3 separate regions of the Homo sapiens genome follow, and regions 1 and 2 are each linked to region 3. A link is an interaction called in ENCODE POLR2A ChIA-PET data of the cell type or tissue named here. Cell type or tissue: Caco-2. All regions are shown on one strand. Each heading gives the region's core, and the rest is flanking DNA. Links, peaks and the distances in the headings are about the cores only. Region 1 overlaps C3AR1 (complement C3a receptor 1). Region 2 overlaps APOBEC1 (apolipoprotein B mRNA editing enzyme catalytic subunit 1). Region 3 overlaps SLC2A3 (solute carrier family 2 member 3).

Region 1 (6,368 bases), core at 1,369-6,368, 140 kb after region 3:
CATGTCATTTTCTGTTTTTAGACTACATCATTGTATTTGGTTTAGATGAGGCCACGTTGTGATACAAACAAGCCAGAAATTTCAGACGTTTGACACAAACATTTATATATACAGAAAAATGAGAAGGTGGTAGGGAGTTAGGTAATTTTGTTTTAAATGAAAAAGGGACAGAAGGAAAGCTATATAAATGGTTGGAGTGTATAGACAAAGTAGAAGAAAAATATGTGGTCATGAATGAATTAAAATATGGTTATTAATGAATGTTGGGATGCTGGATAAACAAATTAAAAATATGGGGTGCTTGGATAAACATCTTCATCTTTCAAAACAAGAAGTCGTTTTATCATGCCTCCAGAAAAGAGCAGCATAAGCACATGATTTAGAAACATCATGATAATTATCAAAGGAAACATCTAAAATTGTGCAAGGATTATCTCTGGGAAATGAGAGTGGGAGGAGGGAACTTTTGGGCACAGTGAGGTAGGAGACCTCATATTTCATTATATACCTTATTAAATTATTTTAAAACTATGTGCATGTATTACTTTGGCAAAGAAAAGGATTTAAAAAACCCAGAAGATATATTTGGTAATTTTGGCATGTAAGTTGCCTGTCGTCATGTTTTAAAATGTGATGGCAAGCCTGGTAGGGTACTCAGTTGCAGAGAGTAGAAGAATTGCTGCTCCATCCTCCACCCTCTTTCTCCTTCCACTTGAAATACTTTCTTAGAAAGTATTCATTTGGAGCAAGAGGAAGGGAGTAACTAGAATCTTACGAAATTAGAGGTTGTTTGAGGCACAAAGTCTGATGTGGAAGATTTGGAGGCTGGGGAGTAATAAGGAAATTAAGGAGCTTAGGAAGAGGAGTGGAAAATAGGTGCCCAACCGGTAGGCAGTTAGAAGAAACAGAACTCCCCAAACCACAGCTTTCATAACATTTCATGAGTCAGTTTTCACACAATAGATGCTTATTTAGTTGTAATAGTGGAAACTCTATGTAATAGTGGAAATTTCTATATCCTGTACCCAGGGGTGTTCCCAGGGACAGGCATCATTGCATAACCCTATGCTCCAGACTCAGTCTCATGGCTTCTTGTCTTCACAGGCATTTTCTTTTTGCACTTTCTTTTCGTTTAAAACCATCAACACCACACGACAACAAAGCATTAGGATATATGATCATCTTTCACTCACGTAGGAGAACAAGAAATGGTTTTAAATGGAATCTGGAAGACTTAGACAATGCTAAGGAAAAATTTAATGATGGAAATATCGACAAATATTCAACATCATTTAAAAACAAAGTAGCTTCTCTTATTTCACATAGCTTAGTTTGGGATAGAAATAGAACTAATGTTTACAATGATTCTTACATTTAGCATTAATCAGAAACGAGGGTTTGTTAAGTGCCCTTGCTGGGTCCCAACCCCCAGAGATTCCGATTCAGCAAGTCTGGGATGCGGCTTGAGAATTTGCATTTCTAACAAGTTTCTAGGTGATGCTGATGTCAATAGTCTGTGTACCGTTTGAGAACCGCTGGATTGATTCTTTGACAGTTTTTGAAGTCCGCTGCTCACCATATCACTTCATCCTCTTATAAACTTTCACTATGTGATTGCCTAAGAGCCCCTGCTTGTTGGCTGCTCCACATTTTCACACAGTTGTACTATTTCTTTCTGAAATGACATTGTTTGAGGGACAGTGGGTGGAACGTGTGAGCTCCTCACTGAAGGCTGCCTCCAGAATTCCCTGAATGGACTGCCTTGCTTTCTTCCTAAAATCTTTCCCCAAGAGGGCATAAAGGAAGGGATTAAAGCAACTATTGGCAGATGCTAGAGCAATGCATACATGATCCCAGGACATCAGAGTTTTCCCCAAGGGAGTTTCTGGGTCAGTAAGCAATGACAGGACTCCAAAAATGTGGTATGGAGTCCAGCAGACAAGAAAGACAGCCACCACCACCACGGCCACTCGAAAGGTTTTGCTCTGAGACTTGGCGAAGCGGCCCCTTTGCATTCGGAAGACAATGAAGCTGTAACAGGCTATCATGATAACAGAGGGCAGCAGGAAACCCACCACTAGCCTAGTGATCGTTATTGCCACGAGGGGTGTTGGCACTTGATCGTCATCTGTGAATTGGCCTAAATTGTAATAATCCTGGAAACCTTGTGGTAGCTCAGACTCGTAGAAGGAATTGCTAGAAGCGCTAGGGAACAGCTTTAAATGAGTAGAGAGAAAAGCATCAGAGTTATCCAGTGGGCTGGTTTCGTGATCTTCAATAGGAAACCCACTGGGGATTTTAGGTGAGACCACATCAGCAGGTTTAAATACATTAGAATACAGATTTTGACTTGTTAACCTAGCAGAACCCCTAGGGAGTGAATCTGCAGAAGGTCTTTGAAATGTTTGAGGTTGGAAGACAGTGGGGACTGTCCAAGGATGATCATTTGTTTGGAAAGAGGAAGGATCTAACCTATCATTCATTTCTCCAGGCGGCTGAACAATGTTTTCAAGAGACCTGTTTTCTAGTGGATCTCCATAAAAGTCTGGATAATCTAATGAGCTGGAGAGACCAAATTTGTAGCCACATCTATTATGGTTGTCTGTAGTGAAGATTTCCCGGTACACGAACACAGGAATGCACATCACAAAAGCCACCACCCAGATACATCCACAGATAGAGCAGGCCATCCCTACATTGCGATGATTCTGACACCAGATTGGCTTGAATACCACAAGACAGCGATCCAGGCTAATGGCAGTAAGCAGGAAGACACTGGCAAACATGTTGAGGACAATGATGGAGGGGATGAGCTTGCATAGGAACCTGCCGTAGGGCCACTGTCCCTGGAGAGCCAAGTGAGCCAGCGAGAAGGGCAAGGAGAGGCAGCAGAGGAGGTCCGCCAAGGTGAGGTGGAGGAACCAAATTGTGTTCACTGTCCGCTGCATCTTCAGGCCAGCCACCCACAGCACCAGCCCATTGCCTGGCAATCCCAGTAAAAAAGTAAGGCTGAGAATGACCATGGAGAGAATTACTGGGGGCTCATTCCATGGCTGTGAGAGTAGGTCAGTTGAATTGGTCTCAGCAGAGAAAGACGCCATTGCTAAACTTCTGCAAAAAGATGAAAAAAATGTTAAAACAAACAGTATCTTTTTGAAAATGCATACATATTCTTAGGATTCTAATCTTCCCACATAAAGATGTGGGATCATGAAACCAGAAGGTCCTCACGCTGTTTTAGTTTGCCTTCCTTCACCTCACACGGGACCACATAAAAGCATTCTCTGATAGACAATTATATTTATTTATTAATTTATTAATTATTTTTCAGACAGAGTCTTCCTCTGTCGCGCAGGCTGGAGTGCAGTGGATTGATTTCAGCTCACTGTAAGCTCCGCCTCCCGAGTTCAAGCGATTCTCCTGCCTCAGCCTCCAGAGTAGCTGGGATTACAGGCGTGCACCACCACGCCTGGCTAATTTTTGTATTTTTAGTAGAGACGGGGTTTTGCCATGTTGGCCAGGCTGGTCTTGAACTCCTGACCTCGGGTGATCTGCCTGCCTTGGCCTCCCAAAGTGCTGGGATTATAGGCATGAGCCACCATGCCCATCCTATGATAGACAATTTAAAATCTACTGTATTGATTTATGTGTGTATCAAAATCACAGCCTCATCTGGAAGTCCATATTAGTGTAAATTTCTCCTCTTTCTTGTACTTTCAATCTTGGTTTTTCCACTGGCTCCTTTCTTCACCCAGTGTGTTTAAAAATAAACAAATAAGCTAAATAAGTAAACACACAAAAATATCTGGACTGGAGGTCTCCAACCTGAGGTCACGAAAGGGTTTTAGGAAGTTCCATCACCACCTAAAATGATATGCAAAACTTCAACTTTACATATTCTCATTTCTCTGAGGGCAGAAGCTTCATCCACTCTCCCCACCAGATTTTCAGAGGACTCGCCGCCACAGAAAGAGGTACTCTAGACTCAGCGATGTCTTTTAGATACAACTCCATCTCCTTTTGCTTTCAAATTTTCCAAGAGTTGTTGGCCCTCTGCATTGACTTCCTCACTACCTATCATTTCTTTCTTATTTATTTGTGTTTTATGACCGTAACTTGGGAAAAGAGCTTTATTATTACAAAAGCAAAAAATATGCATGAAGAAAATTGGAAAATATAGACAAACAAAAAAGAAAATAAAAATATACTCACTAGTCAGTGATTATTATTTTAGCACCTGAATTTATATCCTCTTGACCTTTTTTTATGTGTGTGTGTGCATTTAGGTATACACATGCGTATCTTTAGACAGCAGGGGCTGTGATGGCTAGAAGCCTTCTAATATGTGGGACAGTGCTTCATTTATTTATTTATTATTATTATTATTATTATTTTTGAGACAGAATCTCCCTCCGTCATTCAGGCTGGAGTGCAGTGATACAATCTCGGCTCACTGCAGCCTCTGCCTCCCGGGTTCAAGCAATTATCGTGCCTCAGCCTCCTGAGTAGCTGGGACTGCAGTTGCCCACCAACGTACCAACTAATTTTTGTATTTTTAGCAGAGACAGGTTTTGCCATGTTGGCCAGGCTACTCTTGAACTGCTAGGCTCGAGTGATCCTCCCTCCTCTCCCTCCCAAAGTGCTGGGATTACAGGTGCGAGCCACCGCGCCTGGCCCTAACAAAAAAATTTTAATTGCCAAACACATGTATCATAACATTTACCATCTTCACCATTTTTAAGTACACAGTTCAGTAGTGTTTACCATATTCACGTTGTACAACCAATTTTCAGAACTTTTTCATCTTACAAAACTGAAAATGTGCTCAGGAAAGAATTCCCCATTTTCTCCTTTTCTCAGCCCCTGGCAATCACCATTGTACTTTCAATTTCTATGAATTCGACTACTTTAGATATCTGATCTAAGTGGAATCACACAGTATTTGTCTTTTTGTGTCTGGTGTATTTCACTTAGCATAATGTCTTCAAGCTTCCTCCGCGTTGTGGCATGGGTCAGAATTTTCTTTCTTTTTAAGGCTGAATAATATTCCATTGTAGGTCTATACTTCATTTTGTTTATCCAGTCATTCCACAGAGGACATCTGGATTGCTTTCACCTTTTGACTATTGTGAATTATGCATCAATGAACATGGGTGTAAATACATATTTTTTATACATTTTTTTCTTTTTTCAGTTAGCAGTCTCCACATTATACAATATGTACCATAAGGAATACCCGACCTTTATCTGTTTTGTTTCTGTTTGTAAAGATGGGGTCTTGCTATGTTGCTCAGGCTGGTCTCCAACTCCTGGGCTCTACTGATTCTTCCTCGGCCTCCCGAAGTGCTGAGATTACAGGCACGAACCACCATGCCCCCCCTTTTATATGATTATTTTTCAACTGTCCCTAAGACATCTTTTATAGCTGGCTTGTCCACGACAATATCTACTTCAGATCGCACTTTCTTCTTAAGTCTCTTAATTTAGCATAATTTCTCTTTTTCAAGGATACTGCTTTGTTTTGGGGCCTACGCCTACTGTTCTGAACACTAACTTCTTCTTTTTTTCTTTTTTCTTGAGATGGAGTTTCGCTCTTGTTGCCCACGCTGGAGTGCAGTGGCGCGATCTTGGCTCACTGCAACCTCCTCCTCCCGGGTTCAAGTGATTCTCCTGCCTCAGCCTCCCAGTAGCTGGGATTACAGGCATGCGCCACCATGCCCGGCTAATTTTTTTTTGTATTTTTAGTAGAGAACGGGGTTTCTCCATGTTGGCCAGGATGATGTTGATCTCCCGACCTCAGGCGATCCGCCCGCCTCGGCCTCCCAAAGTGTTGGGATTACAGGCGTGAGCCACCGCGCCCGGCCCTTTTTTTTTTTTTTTTTTTTTTTTTTGTGATGGAGTCTCGCTCTGTCTCCCAGGCTGGAGTGCAATGGTGCGATCTCGGCTCACTACAGCCTCCGCATCCCGGGTTTAAGCAATTCTTCTGCCTCAGCCTCCCGAGGAGCTGGGATTACAGGCGTGTACCACCACGCCCGGCTAATTTTTGTATTTTTAGTAGAGACGGGGTTTCACCATGTTAGCCAGGATGATCTTGATTTCCTGACCTGGTGATCCGCCCGCCTCGGCCTCCCAAAGTCCCGGGATTACAGATGTGAGCCACCAGGCCCGGCCGGCCACCAACTTCTTAATTCTTTGTAATGTATCTTCTGCTTCCATAATTCTGCTAAAATTACTTCTAAAAACCAAATCCAAACGTTTGTTTCTCAGTCACCTTCCACAATATGTGTCATTAGATACACTGACTTCTTAACACTCTCTTCTCTTGGCCTCTGTGATATTACCTTCCCCTAACTGTGAACATGCTCGTA
Region 2 (6,649 bases), core at 584-5,583, 260 kb before region 3:
GTCTGTTGTAAACAATGAAGTTTCTTTGTTTACTGTTTTTACCTGATGCTCTCATAATCTGAATAGTTACTCCACTGTTAACAAGGTCCCTGAGACCTTGCCGATTTTGTTGATCCATGTGCCAAAAAAGCCGAGCTACGTAGATCACTAGAGTCACACCAGGGTGCCGACTCAGAAACTCTCTAATAGCCTGGGAGCATTCCCAGCAGGGACTCCAGGACAAGAACCAGGTGATGGAGCAGCTCATGGATGGGTGAAAATCTCTTTCTGACGTAAATTTTTTTATAAAATTAACTTCCACGTGATTGGTGGTGTTTTTGCCTGAGCTTCGCCAGATCTTCCGGCTCATGCCCCACTTGATTTCGTAGAGCAGACAGGCCTCTTTACGAAGTTCTCTGGGGTCATAGAAGACGTCAAACTCCCAGGGTTCGATTCTTCTCCTGAAATACAAAAAGCAGCCCACACTGTCATGCCACATTTAGAGAGATCTTAGAAATCTTTTCCTGCTCCCCTCTTCTTTTTTTATTTTATTTTATTTTATTTTATTTTTTTAAGATGGAGTCTCACACTGTTGCCCAGACTGGAGTGCAGTGGTGCAATCTCAGCTCACCACAACCTCCACCTCCCAGGTTCAAGCGATTTTTCTGCCTCAACTTCCCAAGTAGCTGGGATTACAGGCTCCCGCCACCATGTCCAGCTAATTTTTTTGTATTTTTAGTAGAGACGGGGTTTCACCATGTTGGCCAGGCTGGTCTCAAACTCCTGACCTTGTGATTCGCCCACCTCAGCCTCCCAAAGTGCTGGGATTACAGGCGTGAGCCACCACGCCCAGCCTCTGCTCCCCTCTTCTATCAGGCTGATCTGAGACATAACATCTCAGGAAACTTCTTTTTCTAGTATATGTCTCAAAGTTATCTGAAGAGGTCTGTTTGAATTATCAGATTTTTTTTTCTCACAAACATAGTGCACAGGTTTCTTCCCCCAGTCACATTATTTGGTGACCACTCTCTAATACCATTATGTTTTAGTCTTGAATTCAGGTGTAAGCGTGTCTTTGTTTCTCTTTTAAATTTTCCTTCATTATATTCTAACCCTTTTTTTTTTTTTTTTTTTTTAAGACATGGTCTCTCTAAGCTGGCCAGCCTGATCTCCCCTTCCTGGACTCAAGCTACTCTCCTGCCTCAGCCTCCTGAGTAGCTGAGACCACAGGTGTGCCCCACCATGCCTAGCTATATTCTAACTTTTCTATTTTACACCTAGAGGTGCTATGTTCCAATCCTTATCTTTTCTATTCCTCAATGGACTCTAACCAGATTTTCTCAAGTGTTGACGCCTCAAATTGCCAACAAGATTGTATTGTCAAGAACAGACAAAAGAGCAATTTAGCCTCAAGATTCTTCCACATTAGGATTCTATATACTAACTCCTATAAGAAAGAAATTCTACTTGCTCTCAGTGGTGTCTTTAGATTTAACACTCTCTATGTCTGAAAGCTGTAACTCAAGGGAAACTCAGAATTGAACTGCAGACTCTTCTTTGCAATATGGTTAAGTCACAAGCTTATTACATCCTAATAGTTCCCACTCATCCCTAAAGTATCACATTCATTTACTACATAGATCAATCCTTCCACCTATCAAGAGATAATATATTCCTTAACATGACTTCCCTGTCCTATGTCTGAAAAATGGGCAGACATTATAAAACGAAGATGAAGTTAAAGTGACAAATGAGTTTCCCAGGTATTTCACTAATGGCTATAAAAGCATGCGATTTAAAAAAAGAAGAGAAATTGTAAGACAATAACAGATAAGCAAGCTAGAAAATCATTTATTTAAAGAGATCAAAAGACATAAGAGCAAAGATATAAAAAACAATAACCATAGAAAATGAAACTGGAAAAGGCAAAAATGAAAGAAAGAATGGAAAATGGCAAAAGAGAAAAGGAACAATAAAGAAAGCTATATCCACAGTTCCTTTTTTTTTTTTTTTTTGAGACAGGGTCTCAGTCTGTTACCCCGGCTGCAGTGCAGTGGTGCAATCATAGCTCACTGCAGCCTTGACCTCCTGGGCTCAAGCGATCCTCCTACTCCTGCCTCAGCCTCCTGAGTAGCTGGGATTATAGGCGCATGTGCCACCATGCACAGCTCTTAAATACCCATTGATTCTTGATCAAATTAAATGGGCACTGTGATAGTGTTATTCTTACCTCAGAGTGGGGTCACCGGTTGAAGGACCTGTTGACCAAGATATGATTATGTCAAACAACACTCAAATATCAAATGAGTTGCTAAGAAAAAGTGCTCTATTATTCCAAACCTCCAAATCATCTCAGAAAATGGAATTTGAAGATTCTCTCATGGATTAATTGTATTGGACCAGCTCATTGTACCCAAGAAAAGCAAGATTTTTAAGGACTCTGCCAAAATCTCTTTTCCCAGATGCCCAATCCCAAACAAGGTAGTCTGCCTTAAGGCTTCAACAAAAATGATTAAGCACAATGGGAAAGTCACTTCTTAAAGCCTCTTAGAGGCCGGGTGCGGTGGCTCACGCCTGTAATTCTAGCACTTTGGGAGACCGAGGCAGGTGGTTCACCTGAGGTCAGGAGTTTGAGACCAGCCTGGCCAACATGGTGAAACCCTGTCTCTACCAAAAATACAAAAATTAGCCAGGTGTGATTGCGGGCACCTATAATCCCAGCTACTCGGGTGGCTGAGGCAGGAGAATCACTTGAACCTGGGGAGAGGAGGTTGCAGTGAGCCAAGATCGCACCATTGCACTCCAGCCTGGGCAAAAGAGCAAAACTCTGTCTCAAAAATAAAAATTAAAAATAGGCCCGGTGTGGTGGCTCACGCCTGTAATCCCAGCACTTTGGGAGGCTGAGGCGGGCAGATCATCTGAGGTCGGGAGTTCCAGACTAGCCTGACCAACATGGAGAAACCGCATCTCTACTAAAAATACAAAAAAAAATTGGCTGGGCGTGGTGGCGCATGCCTGTAATCCCAGCTACTTGGGAGGCTGAGGCAGGAGAATTGCTTGAACCCAGGAGGTGGAGGTTGCAGTGAGCCGAGATCACGCCACTGCACTCTAGCCTGAGTGACAGAGCAAGACTCCTTAAAAAAAAAAAAAGAAAGAAAGAAATGGAAATACAGGAAATGTTATGACACGATGGGTAGAGAAGCCTAATGTAGACATGGGCATGGACAGCTTTGAGGGGCCTCACAGGGAGTGGTGCAGACCATGGTGGTGGAGTAGTTTGGAAAATAGAAAAGGAGGTGGCATTGGTGGGGCTTTGATTTTATATATATAGAGAGAGAGTGCAGTGGCTTATACCTATAATCCCAGCTTTTTGAGATGCCAAGGCAGAAGGATCTCTTGAAGCCAGAAATTTGAGACCAGCCTGGGCAACACAGTGAGACCCCATTCCTACAAAATGTAAAATTAGCAGGGTGTGTTAGCACACACCTGTGGCTACTTGAGTGGCTGAGGAGGGAGGATCACTAGAGCCCAGGAGTTCCAGGTTACTGTGAGCTATGATTATGTCACTGTACATAGCCTGGGTGATACAGTGAGACCCTGTCTCTTAAAAAATTAAAATTTTATTTCATTTGTTATTTTTTTTGTGGAGGCGTGTTCTCTCTGTGTTGCCCAGGTTGGTCTCAAACTCCTGAGCTCAAGAGATCCTCCTGCTTCAGCCTCCCAAAGTGCTGGGATTACAGGCATGATTCACCATGCCTAGGCCAAATTTTTTTTTTTTAAAGAAAGAAATAAGGAAATAAATGGAAGATGTGTATTTGAGAATTTATATACCGCAGGCCTGCTGCTCCCCTGCATGACCCTGGTCAGATTACTCCATGGTTATGAAATCATGCCTCACCTGGCCTACAAACTAATCAGTGTCACTCCGTGGAAGAAAGTCTGGGCTGGAAAGGACAGAGGTTCAGTTTCCTGGGGTGCAGTGTGAGTGGCCCCGGCTTTGGAGTGATCTAAGCAGTACTTTGTTTAGATGGCTCTCCTGGCCCTTATCATCAGAGGAATATGGACCCCGCACTCTAGAGGAGGAAGTAAAACCAGGCAAAACCACGTCCTCCATTCAGACTCTCAAAGGTGGTTACAAACTTAAAATGGTCCATGAATCTCAGTCTAGTCTAAAGAAGCAACACAGTGTTGCAATCAAGAGCCAAGGCTCTAGGGTCAGAGAAAAATGGGTTATAATCCCAGTTTAGCCAATTACTTGCTCTAACACATTTGGCAAGTTTCCTAACCTCTCTAGACCTCAGTTTCCCCATTTGTCAAATGTAGACCCTAAGATTGCCTATTCCACAAGGTTGTCGGAAGACTCACGTAACACAATGAATGGAAAACATTTGCAAGGTGCCTGACGCAGCAGATGCTTCATAAACGTTAAGCACTGTTATTACGGCAGCCTTTCAGAGGGTTAGAAAGATGCCTGTTTTATGTTTATTTCAATGGCATGAACATCATTGACATTAAATGTCAACTTGGGAATTTTGAGGAGGTGAGAGCCTCCTGTGTAAGAATACTTCTCTTTCTTATCTCTACTATTCGGTTTGCCATGCATATGCTTATGGATTTTTAGTTTGGGTTGCAAAAATACCCACTTGGTGTCCTAGTGTGTTGTATATACGTGTGTGTGTGTGTGTGTGTGTGTGTGTGTGTGTGTGTAAATAGCTATTTAACAGAGGAAAAAGGGAACTAATAATACTGGTAACATAAACATCTCAATTACATATTTGGCATCCCAGCCAGAATCATTTGAACCAACTGCATTTCGTACTAAGTTACTACCCTTGAATTGAGCCTCATGTGTATGTTTCCTCGCCATGACTGCCAAATTGTTAGCTGAATGTCTAGTTGCATAACATAGAACCTAAGTTGAGCCAGTCCTTGGAATATGTCTCCAAAGTCAGAACACTTTTGAAGTGACTCTGAGGCTTTTTGCACCTTTAAGGCTGGAGAGAGGTGGATTGCACACTTTCTGACGTTTTATTTTTCATATAGAGGGCTAGCCATATACTGTGAAGTATGCTTTCTACGGTAGGCCCAGGCCATTCCCATGAAAAGAAAGTGAGCAAGGGCTGTGGAAAACTGAAGATAAGCCTGCATCTAGAGCTACTAAATTCCTTAAAATAAAAACAATCAATAACAACAAAACAAAATTAAAAAACAAACCAGGCTGTAGGCAGTGACTCACACCTGTAATCCCAGCACTTTGGGAGGCCAAGGCAAGATGGTCGCTTAAGCCTAAGATATCAAGGCCAGCCTGGGTAAAATGGGGAAATTTCCGTCTCTACAAAAAGATACAGAAGTTTAACCAGCTGTAGTGGTGCATGCCTGTAGTCCCAGCTACTAGGAAAGCTGAGGTGGGATAATCACTTGAGCCCAGGAGGTTGAGGCTGCAGTGAGCCATGAGCATGCCACTGCACTCCAGCAGGGGCAAGAGAGACAGACCCTGTCTCAAAAAAAGATAATAATAATTAAACTAAAATTATAAATAAATAACAAAAAAAATACCCAAAACTATTTCCTGGAAAAGAATTGAAGTCTATGACAAAAATGCATGGACTGATCAAAAGTCCCTAATTTCTTCCAATTTCCGAAATAGAATCACCTGGAAATTGATTTGTTCTGTTTTGTTTTGTTTTGTTTTGTTTTGTTTTGTTTTGAGACAGAACCTCACTCCACCACCCAGGCTGGAGTCCAGTGGTGCAATCTTGGCTCACTGTAAACTTTGCCTCCAGGGTTCAAGTGATTCTCGTGCCTGAGCCTCCCAAGTAGCTGGGATTACAGGCATGTGTCACCACACCCGGCTAACTTTTGTATTTTTAGTAGAGACGGGGTTTCACCATCTTGGCCAGGCTGGTCTCAAACTCCTGGCCTCATGTGATCTGCCCCTCTCAGCATCTCAAAGTGCTGGGATTACAGGCGTGAGCCACCGTGCCCGGCCAAAATTGGGTTTTTATTTCAGGTTTGATAGATGATTAAATAGGTGTTGGAGTCCTTGGTTACAGGTACATTATTTTTCAGACTCAGGCTGCGTTTTGAGAAAGGCGATACAGGAATTGGAGACTAAAGATTTTGATTTATGGCTTGATTACCCAACAGAGGTGTCACAGTGCCAGATGGTCTCAGAGTCAGTGGCATGAAGGAAAAAGGAAGTCTGTGAGACCTCACTGTAAGAGGCTCATGACAATAAAATTGAGTCTGAGAACTCTTCTCAAGCTAATATTTTTAAATAATAATCACTTGGCACATATTGATTGAAAATTTAGGCCAGGCGCGGTGGCTGACTTTGGGAGGCTGAGGCAGGTGGATCACCTTAGGTCAGGAGTTTGAGACCAGCCTGACCAACATGGCGAAACCCCGTCTCTACTAAAAATACAAAAATTAGCCGGGTGTGGTGGCACATGCCTGTAATCCCAGCTACTTGGGAGGCCGAGGCACAAGAATCACTTGAATCTGTGAGGCAGAGGTTGCGGTGAGCCCAGATCATGCCGTTGCACTCCAGCCTGGGCAACGAGAGCAAAACTCCATGTCAAAAGAAAAAAAAAAAAAGCACTTCCACCAAAAAAAGAAAATTTAAAAATATATTTATAGGCCGGGCGCGGTGGCTCATGCCTGTAATCCC
Region 3 (6,649 bases), core at 776-5,775:
TGATCCGCCAACCTTGGTCTCCCAAAGTGCTGGGATTCCAGGGGTGAGCCACCGTGCCAGCCCAGCAAAATATTTAAAAAGCACAAGATGGAAAAAATTTAAAAGTAAATGTCTTCTCAATAAGATCTCTTCCCATTATTCAGAGGTAACCATTATTAACAATTTATTCAATATCACTCCGGAAACTATGCTTATCTAAGCCTACATAAGTAAGATTCCTTTTCTTATCTTCCTTCTTTTTTTTTTTTAAACAAATGGGGTCATACTGAATATGTTATTCTCTAATTTCTTTTCTTTACTCAGTGATACATCATGGATGTTGTAACATAGCAGCACCAAATATCTACCTAATTATGTAGAGTATCTGCATAGTACTATATTCCACGGATGTTTCAAAATTTATGTTTACCAGTTTCTTATTGGGATATTTAGGTTTTATTTTTTATTTATTTTATTTATGTTTTTGAGACAGAGTCTTGCTCTGTCGCCCAGGCTGGAGCGCAGTGGCGGGATATCGGCTCACTGCAAGCTCCACCTCCCGGGTTCACGCCATTCTCCTGCCTCAGCCTCCTGAGTAGCTGGGACTACAGGCGCCCGCCAGCCACCATGCCCGGCTAATTTTTTGTATTTTTAGTAGAAACAGGGTTTTACCGTGTTAGCCAGGATGGTCTCGATCTCCTGACCTCATGATCCGCCCGCCTCAGCCTCCCAAAGTGCTGGGATTACACGCGTGAGCTACCGCGCCTGGCCAGGATATTTCAGTTTCATATCTTTTCTTTTCGAGATAGGGTCTCCCTCTGTCGCCCAAGCTAGAGTGCAGTGGTATGACCTCGGTTCACTGCAACCTCGACCTCCTGGCTCAAGCGATCCTCCTGCCTCAGCCTCCCGAGTAGCTGGGATCACAGGCACGTGCCACCACACCTGACTAAATTTTAAATTTTTTGTAGAGACGGGGGTCTCTCTATATTGCCTAGGCTGGTCTTGAACTCCTGGCTCAAGTGATCCTTCTGCCTCGGCCTCCTAAAGTGCTGGGGTTACAGGCGTGAGCCACTGCACTCTGCCCTCCCTGTGTTCTTCACCACTTCCTCTTCCCTTCCAAGGCCACCAGTAAATCTATCTTCTTTCTCTCTGTAGAATGGCCTATTCTGGAAATTTCGTCTCAATTGAGTAATATAGTATGTGGTCTTTTATGATTGGCTTCTTTCACTTTTTTTCTTTTGTTTATTTTTTTGAGACGGAGTCTCAGTCTGTCGTCCAGGCTGGAGTGCAATGGCACGATCTCGGCTCACTGCAACCTCTGCCTCCCGGGTTCAAGCGATTCTCCCGCCTCAGCTCCCAAAGTGCTGGGATGACAGGCTCGAGCCGCAGCACCTGGCCAATTTTCTCATTTAAAAAAATGAAACTTAGCCGGGCGCGGTGGCTCACGCCTGTCATCCCAACAGTTTGGGAGGCCTAGGCGGGCGGATCACCTGAAGTCGGGAGTTCGAGACCAGCCTGGCTAACATGGTGAAATCCTGTTTCTACTAAAAATACAAAAAATTAGCCGGGCGTGTAGCTGGGCGTGGTGTCGCGCGCCTCTCATCCCAGCTACTCGGGAGGCTGAGGCAGGAGAATCGCTTGAACCCGGGTGGCGGAGATTGCGGTGACCTGAGATCGTGCCATTGCACTCCAGCCTGGGCGACAAGAGCGAAACTCCGTCTCAAAAAAAAAAAAAAAAATTAATGTAATCCCTGAAATGTATCCCAACTCAGGCGTCAACCCTATCAAGTAACACAGCCTAGAGCAATACAGAAAGGGCAGTTAAATTCACTTACCTGCATTGGAAGGCAGGTCAAGGTCGCTGGGTTCCAGGTATATCCTGGGTCATAGCAAAGAATATTAGTGATGATGAGCAAACTAAGATAGAATGACAGGGTTCTGCAGCTGCCCACGCCTGCGCAGTGAAGAGGACTCGCGGGGTAACCAGAGCAGCCCAGGCCCAGCCTTTTTGCAGGGTCTCCAGTTTCTCGCCCCCCCCGCTTCAGCACCCCCCTTCCCCTCCCCCTTCCCCCCCCCCGCCGCCCCACCGCCTCCGTGCGCCAGTCCCAGCCTCATGCGGCCGCCGGGCTATTGGGAGGTGGGTGGTCGCGGCCGCAGCGCCAAGTCGGGCTGGCGGGCTCAGTGCTCGCTGGGGGCAGGGCGGCGAACTGGAGGAAGAGGGTGGACGTTGGTGAGAACCGCAGTTTCAGCCACGCCAGTGCAGCGAAGGCCCCCGATCAAAAAGACAGATTTGTTACTAGATGATTCATCGGTGCCATTCTTTGGGTATCTACAGCTCATGATGAGAGAGGACGGCGTGATGAAGGCCCACAGCGCGGAGCCCAAGCGGGCCTCATAAGCCTCACCTGCAGTTTGGCTGAAACATAACCTCGCAGCTCTGAAGCTCCAGGCCCAGAGGCGCTCCCTCCACCTTTTCCTTGTCTCACTTGCCCAGCCCTGAGCAGGCGACCCCTAGCCCAACCTCAACCATCTGGGGCCACTTGGAACCTTGGCCAAGTTTCTGCAACAAACACTTGATTCCAAAAAAAAGGAGGGTGGCGGGGTGGGGGACTTGAAATTTCTCTAAAAGCCCAGGTGGCTTTGGGAGGTGTGGAAGGGGGAAATCCCCTCAACCAATACCCACTATTATCTACCCAGCCATCTAACACTTATTGTGCTAGTTATAAATTTATTGTCTGTCAGCTCCGAATTCATCCCTCAATACCTGCTTTTTTTTTTTTTTTTTTTTTTGAGACGGAGTCTCGCTCTGTCGCCCAGGCTGGAGTGCAGTGGCACGATCTCGATCTCGGCTCACTGCAAGCTCCGCCTCCCGGGTTCACGCCATTCTCCTGCTTCAGCCTCCAGACCAGCTGGGACTACAGGCGCCCGCCACCACGCCCTGCTAATTTCTTGTATTTTTAGTAGAGACGGGGTTTCACCATGTTAGCCAGGATGGTCTCGATCTCCTGACCTTGTGATCCGCCCGCCTTGGCCTCCCAAAGTGCTGAGATTACAGGCTTGAGCCACTGCGCCTGGCCAATACCTGCTTTTAAAAGGTTGGAATTCCTTTAAGCATTTCCTTTTTAGAGTACTAAGAACAATGCTTTCTTAGTAGATGGTGCTGGAAGGATACTGCAGGATGAAGGGGGATTCTCTTGCTGGTTCCAGTGCCTGCACCATAGGTTAGCAGTATAGATGAGAGAAAATTTGATGGTGACCTGCCCCAGCCACACCCTGGCCTGGTGGTCACTTTCCACAGGGATGCCACACTCTAAGCCTCCCACCCCTCTGGTGCCTCGACTCCATCTGCACATCTGCATGTCTGGTCACCAGCTGTGTGTTCCCTGCTTGCCCAGGGACTGCACACCAGCACTGACCCAGGCAAACTACCAGACTTCTCTGCTCTCCAGTAGACTGAAACTCTACATTCTCCAATAAGGTGTGCACGTCAGTTTTGAGGAGATGGCAGTGGCCTTCCTTCCAAGTTTGTCATTTCTTGGATAATCTCCCTCAGCTCTAGGAAACTGCATTTTGTCTTATACCTTTTTTTTTTTAAAGGAGTTTTGTTCTTATTGCCCAGGCTGGAGTGCAATGGTACGATCTTGGCTCACGGCAACCTCTGCCTCCCTGGGTCAAGCGATTCTCCTGCCTCAGCTGGGATTACAGGCGCCTGCCACCAAGCCCGGCTAATTTTTCTTTGTATTTTTAGGAGAGACGGGGTTTCAGCATGATGGCCAGACTGGTCTCGAACTCCTGACCTCAGGTGATCCACCCACCTCAGCCTCCCAAAGTGCTGGGATTACACGTGTGAGCCACCGCGCACGGCCTATAGCTTGATATTCTTTATATTATTTCCAAAAAAAAAAAAGTGTCATTTTTGTCTTCTGATAGGACCCAGACTGACACTTTAAATAAACATCACTTAGGGCCGGGTGTGGTGGCTCACGCCTGTAATCCCAGAACGTTGGGAGGCTGAGGCTGGCAGATCACGTGAGTCCAGTTCAAGACCAGCCTAGTCAACATGGCCAAACCCGATCTCTACACAAAAATTAGCTGGGTGTGGTGGCCTATGCCTGTAGTCTCAGCTACTTGGGAGACTAAGTCAAGAAAATCGCTTGAACCCGGGAGGCTGAGGATGCAGTGAGCCGAGACCACACCATTGCACTCCATCCTGGATAACAAGAATGAAGCTCTGTCTCAAAAAAAAAAAAAATGCATATAACAAGATGTGAAATTGGAGAGGCAAGGCTTTTAGGCAGATAGGGCAGTTGTGAAAATGAATCAAGGCAATTTAAACTGGGACCTAAGGTCACTAGATTTGTCAGTCATGGTGAAGGAGTTTGGATATTATTTTAAGTGGTAAGATGTAACTGGAAGGCTTTAAGCAGCAGAGTAACATTCAATTTTAAAAGATCACTCTGGGCCAGGTGCGGTGGCTCACACCTGTAATCCCAACACTTTGGGAAGGCGGAGGTGGGCGGATCACTTGAGGTCAGGAGTTCAAAACCAGCCTGGCCAACGTGGTGGAACCCCATCTCTACTAAAAATATAAAAATTAGCCGGGTGTGGTGGCGCATGCCTATAATACCAGCTACTTGGGAGGCTGAGTCGGGAGAATGGCTTGAACCCAGGAGGCAGAGGTTGTAGTGAGCTGAGATCACACCATTGCACTCCAGCCTGAGCAACAAGAGCAAAACTCTGTCTCCAAAAAAAAAAAAAAAAAAAGACTGGAGGAGGAAGTAAAAAGAACACAAGAGAAAAACAAACAAACAAAATAGCTAGTTCTCAGTGGGGAAAGAAAGCAAAATAATTTATCAAGTATGAAAAGCAACAAATGAAAGCTGTTTTCTTTTGAGACGGAGTTTCGCTCTTGTTGCCCAGGGTGGAGTACAATGGCGCGATCTCTGCTCACCGCAACCTCCGCCTCCCAGGTTTAAGCGATTTGCCTGCCTCAGCCTTCCCAAGTAGCTGGGATTACAGGAATGCGCCATCATGCCCAGCTAATTTTTGTATTTTTAGTAGAGACGGAGTTTCTCCATGTTGGTCACGCTGGTCTTGAACTTCCGACCTCAGGGGATCCACCCGCCTTGGCCTCCCAAAGTGCTGGGATTACAGGCGTGAGCCACCGCGCCTGGCCACGAAAGCTTTTTCATTTAATCTACATAATAAACACATATTGCTATTCTCTTATGTATGAGACTCTAAGAACACAGTCTCATGAGTATGAGGGTCTCATACAAGTCTCAAAGTCAACAGGCACTGAGTAGCCAAGTCAGGATTTAGAGCTCATTTTGTGGTTACAGGAAGGACAAAAAGTAAATAAGCCCATAATGTCGTGTACATTCAGAATTTTTATTTTAAAACAAAGAACCAGAGTAACAATAGAAAATCCATATGGAAATATTCACAATCTTCTCAGTGAGAAATGGGACCCTGCCTTACTGCCAACCTACTGTTTGAGGAGCCAGAAGTTGACATGAAGTTGCAAGGTCACCTTTTCAAGCTAAAGCACACTTGATAGCTATGTGCATTTTTTTTTTTTTGAGACGGAGTCTCGCCCTGTGGCCCAGGCTAGAGTGCAATGATGCGATCTCCGCTCACTGCAACCCCTGCGTCCCGGGTTCACATGATTCTCCCGCCTCAGCTTCCCAAGTAGCTGGGATTACAGGCGCCCGCCACCACGCCCGGCTAATTTTTGCATTTTTAGTAGAGACAGGGTTTCACGATGTTGGCCAGACTGGTCTCGAACCCCTGACCGCCCGCCTAGGCCTCCCAAAGTGCTGGGATTACAGGCGTGAGCCACCGCATCCGGCCTCAGCTACGTGCATTTTTATTCAAAGGCTCCAGGAGCAGAGGGAACAGTGAGAACTAAGAACCAAAATACTGTCACTGACAAGGGTTTGGCTAAAGGGTCTGAGATGTGTAAGCACCAAGAAGGGAAAGGGAGACTGAGCAACATATGAAAAAGGGGCTGTAGGAACAAACACAGAGAAAATAAGTCAACAATAACGTACTTCCACCCAGAGCAAAGTGACAGTGCACATACATTCATCCTCTCAAGTGTGGGCTACACTGCACATTGACTCATACTGTCTAAACCTGGTTTATTGGAAAGATTCAAGTCCCCTGAGGGCATTCGGCATAGGACCACAGTGACATGGTAACAGACATACGCAAGCGTGCCGTGAGCCTAAAGCAACAACACACTTTAGATAATAATCGCTCAGAAAAAAATCCTCTCCCAGAGCTGAGGTTACAAATTCCAAGTTTGCTATAAACATTCTTTGGGGAATTCCTTTAAAGGTATGAGTTAAAATACAACAGAAAATCAACACCTAAAATCTCCTAAAGAACAAAGTGGAAAAATAATGAATCTCTACCAAGAACCAATTATTTTAGGTTTCTTATTTGGATGGCTCTCCCACGAGATAGGTGGCGGGATTACTTCAAAAGTAATGAGACTACTACAAGAAGGAGTTATTTCATCCAGTGAGGGGAACAGGCTTTCTAGAAATCACTTTCTCTTCCCTGGACTCCATCCAAAATTAGAACCCATCAACCATCATTAACTACAATGCCCATATTAGTTAATAATCCTAGATTTCAAGTACTACTACATGTAAACTATTAT

The links. Peaks named below come from ENCODE experiments on the same cell type or tissue, not always from the same donor. Only the 100,000 strongest peaks of a DNase experiment are listed, where the experiment ranks them.
Region 1: POLR2A ChIA-PET joins it to region 3 with 6 read pairs; 6 of 35 experiments call an interaction of 5 or more read pairs at or near these places.
Region 2: POLR2A ChIA-PET joins it to region 3 with 5 read pairs; 2 of 35 experiments call an interaction of 5 or more read pairs at or near these places.

What each region holds. Positions count from the first base shown.
Region 1 is chr12:8,057,085-8,063,452 of GRCh38, forward strand. It overlaps C3AR1 (complement C3a receptor 1), which reads right to left. Exons shown (of 2, transcript NM_004054.4): 2 at 1-3,111. The coding sequence starts at 3,101. The coding sequence ends at 1,653. Among named protein-coding and RNA genes, the nearest start is that of C3AR1, 6.1 kb to the right of the region's middle. In Caco-2, for the core only: no CTCF peak of the experiment used is centred there; no DNase peak of the experiment used is centred there.
Region 2 is chr12:7,652,396-7,659,044 of GRCh38, forward strand. APOBEC1 (apolipoprotein B mRNA editing enzyme catalytic subunit 1) reads right to left here. Exons shown (of 5, transcript NM_001644.5): 2 at 2,210-2,237; 3 at 43-440. Among named protein-coding and RNA genes, the nearest start is that of APOBEC1, 10 kb to the right of the region's middle. In Caco-2, for the core only: no CTCF peak of the experiment used is centred there; no DNase peak of the experiment used is centred there.
Region 3 is chr12:7,913,879-7,920,527 of GRCh38, forward strand. It overlaps SLC2A3 (solute carrier family 2 member 3), which reads right to left. Exons shown (of 10, transcript NM_006931.3): 10 at 5,352-6,649. Among named protein-coding and RNA genes, the nearest start is that of SLC2A3, 19 kb to the right of the region's middle. RefSeq lists an enhancer at 1-3. In Caco-2, for the core only: no CTCF peak of the experiment used is centred there; DNase peaks (open chromatin) are centred at 2,433, 3,333, 3,713, 4,043 and 4 weaker places.